2 separate regions of the Mus musculus genome follow, and region 1 is linked to region 2. The links are chromatin loops, found by intact Hi-C in ENCODE. Cell type or tissue: gastrocnemius. All regions are shown on one strand. Links, peaks and the distances in the headings refer to the core of each region. The heading gives the core; the rest is flanking DNA.

Region 1 (2,912 bases), core at 319-2,818, 300 kb before region 2:
AGAGAAAACTTGAAGGTGCCTCATGCACCCTTCAGACAGCCACAGGCTTCCTGAGGCGCCTCACTTATGCCTTGTGGATCTTGAGGAAGCTCCAGTGGTCTCCTGGAGGCCAAGATGGAAAAGGGTGTCTCAGAAGGATTAGCAATGTCCAGGGAGGGGGGAGGGGAAAGGGGAGAAGCCAGGGGTGGGAGGGACATTGATATTCTTCCAGATGGTTCCAACTTAAGAGACACATGTCATTGCTCACTGGTAAAATCTCATAGCATATAAAACACCAAGATGGATCCCATGCCTGTGAAATCAAAGCCCTTGGGGCAGCCCTGAGATTTCTGTGTGTGTGCTGGGTGACTCTTCTGCAAGCCTGAAATTGCCTCTAAATAAAAGTTTTATTAGTTTTTAAAAACCGTTTTGTGGGTGTGTTTGTCTGTCAGGGTGGGTTTTCAGCACACATACTGGAAACACCTTCTCTTTGAAAGGAGTTGGGTCGGTGCCCTACGTAGGTTGGTAGGTGCCAGAAGGCCTGAAAGGGCCTTTCACCCCCAGGAGTGTGGACACTGGCTGCTCAGAGCCTGACAGTGGCTGGCTCAGTGCTTAGATGAAGGGGGAAGCATGACTCAGGACTGGAGCCAAAGGGTGAGAATGTCCAATGGGCAGGCCCCAGAAGGCCCTCCGACTCTGACATCCCCTTTGGCCTGGACTCCTTTTGTCCTCTGTGGAGGGAATAAAGTTTTCATCAGAGCATAACTCCAAAACTGGCCGCAGAGTACCCGACATGCTTTGCGGTCACCTTGAACCGTCTTCCATCACCAGGACCTAGGTGCCTCCCCTTTACATCTGTGTAGGCTTCCGTTGGAGTGGGAAGTCACTTCTCAGACTAGGTTAGAGCTCTCTGCAGCTCTACCTTGCTGTCTTGGGCTTGGAGCATGAGGCCGCCAGCAAGAGTAGCCTCCCGGATTCCCACCCAGAGGAGGCTACGGCCCAGGGCGCATGGAAGTGCATTAATACAAAGACCATGGTTTGAAGCTGCAGTCACGCAACCCCTCTGTGTCTGGAGTCAGGGACCAAGCCTGTTTCTTCAGGTTCATCTCCAACTTTCTTTCAGTAGTTGGGAGCTGGCCACAGTTGGCATTGATAGAAGACAGATCTACCACCAAGTTCACAGCTCCAGAGCCTCTGTTTTTAGCCAGTTAGATCCAAGCTCTTTACTGACCGGGCTACTCCTTCTGGAGAGGGTTAGTCTGGCACAGCAACTCAGGCCTTCAGCGTCAGCAAGGAAGGGAGTCAGCCACCAACAAGAGATGAACAACCTCTTACCATCTGATAACTTTGATGTATAAAGTACCCCAAACTAGGTACTTTAAAAAGAAAAGAAATTTGGGTTGCAGTAGGCTAACCATTCTGGTGGCTAGAAAAAATCTAAAAGGCGGGGCACCAAGTATTTGGCATGTTTCCCAAATTAGCCTCACTGATTAAGGAGGGGTTACTCCAGGCTGTGAGAACTGAGAAACAGGCATTGCACCAGGCTCTCCCAGCAGCCACCTGCCTTGGGAAAGCCCCAAGTCTGTGACCCTAGTCATGGGTCTTCGCCTCGTCGAAGCCTTCCCAGTCAGTCAGTTTCGGGGTGGGTGGGGGTTGTAGCAGAGCTTCAGCCTCCAGCAGGCCCTCCCCCGTGTTATCATCTGAACCCCACAGCCTTTGTCTGCCTCTGTTCTCCTTTGAGGATCTCCCCATGGCCAGTGCTCAGCTGAGTGGTTCCCCTTAGGGGACCGTCCCATCGTAGGAGGACTAAGCTGACTCCACCGGCCAACTTGACTCAGCACCTTTGATGCTGACTCTGCTCTGATTCCGGCTCAGAGGGTCAGGCGATTGAGGCGTTGCTGAAGTGTGAAATTTACAGTAACAGTGTACACAGACAGTCCAGGAGAACCAGTGGGTGTGTCTCCTGACACTGCCTTCCTGGAAGGCACTCTGGAAAAATAGCAAGAGCTTTAAAATGCTCATGTGTTTTTGTCTCAGTAATTATTTTTTTTTCCAGTTGCTGATTCAAAATTGATCTCTTGAATGTGTCCATGTATTACCTGACATGGGCCCTGGAGACAGATTTTGCTTTGGTAAGAAAGATGGGCAGTGATCAGTTATCTAAGACCAGATGAACAGCATTGCGGGGAGGTTAAGAAAGTGTAGGGACAGGGGGTAGTGGCACACACCTTTGATCCCAGAGGCAGGGGAAGGCAGATATCTGAGTTCAAGGGTAGCCTGGTCTACAGAGTGAGTTCTAGGATAGACAGGGCTACACAGAGAAACCCTGTCTCGAAAAACAACAACAGCACATTCCTTACGTTTGCCCACTTAGAGTATTTCCAGCACTCTTGATCCTGTCTATAGAGCTGAGCTTTTACCTGCTATAATTGTCCCTTGAACTAAAATACCTGTTAGTCCTCACAGATCATACTGGGGAGATCCATGGGCTCGGTTCTGCTTATTTGTAAATCTCTGAATACCTAACTCAAAAAAAAGAAAGAAAGGAAGGAAGGAAGAAAGGAAGGAAGGAAGAAAGGAAGAAAGAAAGAGAGAGAGAGAAAAGAAAGAGAGAGAGAGAAAGAGAGAGAAAGAAAGAAGGGAGGGAGGGAGAGAGAGAGAAAGAGAAAGAAAACGAAAACAAACAAAAAACAAAGCAATGGAAAAAGAATGTGCAGGAAAGTAGGTAGACAGAACTAAACCAGGCCCTAAGGTCTGAGCACACGGAGAGTAGAGATCTCCTGAGAGCCAGGGAGAAGCAGATGAGTGCTGTCAGCCAGTGCAAAGGGCTTGCGGCAGAGGGAACAAGGAGCACAGCTGTCTTTCCTTTTTCTTTTCTTTCCTTTTCCTTTTCTTCTTCCTGTTTTACTTTTTTGAGATAGCATGTCATTTTG
Region 2 (2,912 bases), core at 119-2,618:
TGTGACTTTGACCATATTACACTCTCAGAGGTGCTGGGGTCTTTCCGGGCTGAGAGGGGTCTCCCCAAGGGGCAGAAACTTACAAATACAGATGTAATAACAGGCTGACGACAGGCACCTGACCAAAAGAAGATGTCCACAGACAGACGAGATAGCATGTCAAGGCATGCGCTGGGGCTGGGTACTCCAGGCTCACAGTCTCTTTGCTTGTTTTGCTTTTTTGAGACAGGGTTTCTTTGTGTAGCCCTGGCTGTCCTGGAACTCTCCTTAGACATCTGTAGACCGGGCTGACCTTGAACTCATAGAGATCTGCCTGCCTCTGCCTTCTGAGTGGGGGAATCAAAGGTGTGCACCACCAACTGTCCAGCTTCAAAGTATCATTTTTTTATTCTTCTCTTGCTTGTGTATATGAAAAGGGGTCTCCCATAGCTCAAGCTAGCCACAAACTCACTGTGTACCTGAAGGTAACTTTGCCCAAGTGCTGGATCACAGGTGTGCACAAATCATAGTTTCTGCAGTGTTAGCACACAGAGCCTCATGGACTTGAGGTATCATCTTTAATTCAATTTTGTTTGGTTTTGATTTATTTACTTTTATTTTATGTACATTGTCATTTTGACTGCATATATGCATGCCTGTGTGAGAATGTCAGATCTCCTGGAACTGGAGTTCCAGACAGCTGTGAGTTGCCATGTGGGTGCTGGGAATTGAACCTGAGTCCTCTGGAAGAACAGCCAATGCTCTTAACCGCTGAGTCATCTCTCCGGCCCTAACTGCTGAGTCATCTCTCCGGCCCGCCCCCCTCCCCCTACTCCCCTCCCTCCCACACACCCACCACTCCCGGTTTTGTTTTGTTCAAACAGAATCTCACTCTGTAGTCCAGTCTAGTCCTGACCTCACAGCAAGCTTCATGCACCAGCCCCTCCCCTTCCATCCCTGGGGCGTGGGGATGACAGAGTATGCTCTTGTGCAGGACAGGACAGTGACCTGGTCCCTCTCACCCTTCACTTGTGCTCTGCCCTAGGGACCCTCACTCTAGCCAGAACTTGTTTCATTATTCTCATCCAGAGGAGGCCCCACACCCACCCTCCACTTAGGGACCGGGCTGTCTGCCGGTGAGCAGGAAGGTGAGGGAGGGGCTGTCTGACGGTGAGCAGGAAGGTGCACGGTCCTTACTACAGATCTGGCCCAGTGCCAGGATGACAGGGGCGCACCCACCTCTAAGGCAGCGTCCCCATCTGCAAACTCACAGCCCGTTGGCAAAACACCTTCACACGCTGGCATTTTATAGCTGGCATCTTCATATGTAGGCTGCCGCCTGCTGTTACAGGAACGCGTAATTTGTGGATTTCGACAGGATGCTCCATCAGAGGCAAAAGCAAGTGTTTGTAAAACATACAAGTCAAGAGAATTAATAGGCCATTAAAGGGGGCGCTCCCTTCCAGATAGCCAAAAGGAGAACGCGCCTGACGTATAAATCTTTAAGAGTTCACTGCTCCGACAAAAACCAAAGTACACACACATGCTTGCATAGGTAGAGGCAGCAGGCAGCCTCTGAGAGGACCCAAGTGCCCCTTGTTGTGGGCTGGACTTAGAGATTTGCTTCTGACAGTAAACTACAGGAGTGAAGAGCTACCACCTGCACAATTAAGCTTCTTAAAAACCGTGGGGAAGCTGGGCTTGATGGATCAGACCTGTGATCCATCCCTGTGACTGTCTGACTGCCAGGCTGGGGCCAGCCTGGTATATAATGTGAGCTCCAGACCAGCCTGGTGCTCAAAGAAAGGAGACTGGCCACAGCCTCTAAACACTAGGAAGGGGAAAATGAGTCTCTGCCTCTGATATACTCTCTCCTCCATGGAAATATCATGTCTGGAAAACATTGGATGACAACTGGGGAGAGTACAACCCTGCTTATTGTGTGGTACAATTCCTTCATCTAAGGTGTTGGTTGGTTGAGTTGGGTAGTGTGTAGCCCAGTTGGCTATCTATCCCTTTCTCTGTCTCTCTGCCTCTCTCTCTGTCTGTCTCTCTGTCTCTGTCTCTCTCTCTGTCTCTCTGTCTTTCTCTCTCTATATATATATATGTGTGTGTGTGTGTATTTATATATGTATATATATACATATATATATGTATATATATGATGTATGTATCTTTTATTTATTATTTACATTTATTTGATGTGCACATGCACCTATGCCACCACATGACGGTGGAGGTCAGAAGACAACTTGTGGCAGTCAGTTCATTTCTTCTATCCTGTGATGGGTCCCCAGGAATTGAACTTGGGTCTTCAGACTTGCCAGCAAGCAGCTTTACCCACAAAGCTAGCCTGCTGGGCATCCAGCTCCTTCCCGAGAAGCTGTGTTGGGCTGTGTAGCTTATGAAGGCCTTCCTGTCTCTATTGCCCGCCCAAGTGCTGGGATTGCAGGTGTGTACCACCGGGTCTGAATCTCTTGTTTCTAAGCCAAGCTTTTAAGAATCGTGGTTTGCTTTCTTCGCTTTGCTTTTTATTTCCAGACAAGTTCCCAATTTTTCTAATCCTTCTGCCTTGGAGCGCTGGGGTTCCTGTATGCTAGGCAAGCATCTACTGACTAAGCTATAGCCAAGCCCCTTTAAGAACCATTTTAACAGGGTTGGAGAGATGGCTCAGTGGTTAAGAGCACTGACTGCTCTTCGAGAGGTCCTGAGCTCAATTCCCAGCAACCACATGTTGGCTCACAACCATCTGTAATGAAATCTGATGCCCTCTTCTGGTGTGTCTGAAGACAGTGACAATGTACTCATAAACATTAAATAAATATTAAAAAAATCATTTTCACAGAGCATGGGGTGCATGCCTTTAATCCCAGCAGAGGCAAATAGATCTTTGTGAGTTCCAGGCCAGCCAGGGCTATAGTGAGACCCTGTCA

The links. A loop is a pair of places that touch in the nucleus more often than their neighbours do. Peaks named below come from ENCODE experiments on the same cell type or tissue, not always from the same donor. Only the 100,000 strongest peaks of a DNase experiment are listed, where the experiment ranks them.
Region 1: it touches region 2 in a loop (3-fold over the local background); 9 of 42 quality-filtered maps call a loop at or near these places.

The regions. Positions count from the first base shown.
Region 1 is chr11:117,193,484-117,196,395 of GRCm38, reverse strand. No RefSeq gene overlaps it. Among named protein-coding and RNA genes, the nearest start is that of Gm39478, 71 kb to the left of the region's middle. In gastrocnemius, for the core only: no CTCF peak of the experiment used is centred there; no DNase peak of the experiment used is centred there.
Region 2 is chr11:116,892,081-116,894,992 of GRCm38, reverse strand. No RefSeq gene overlaps it. Among named protein-coding and RNA genes, the nearest start is that of Mgat5b, 25 kb to the left of the region's middle. In gastrocnemius, for the core only: no CTCF peak of the experiment used is centred there; a DNase peak (open chromatin) is centred at 1,222.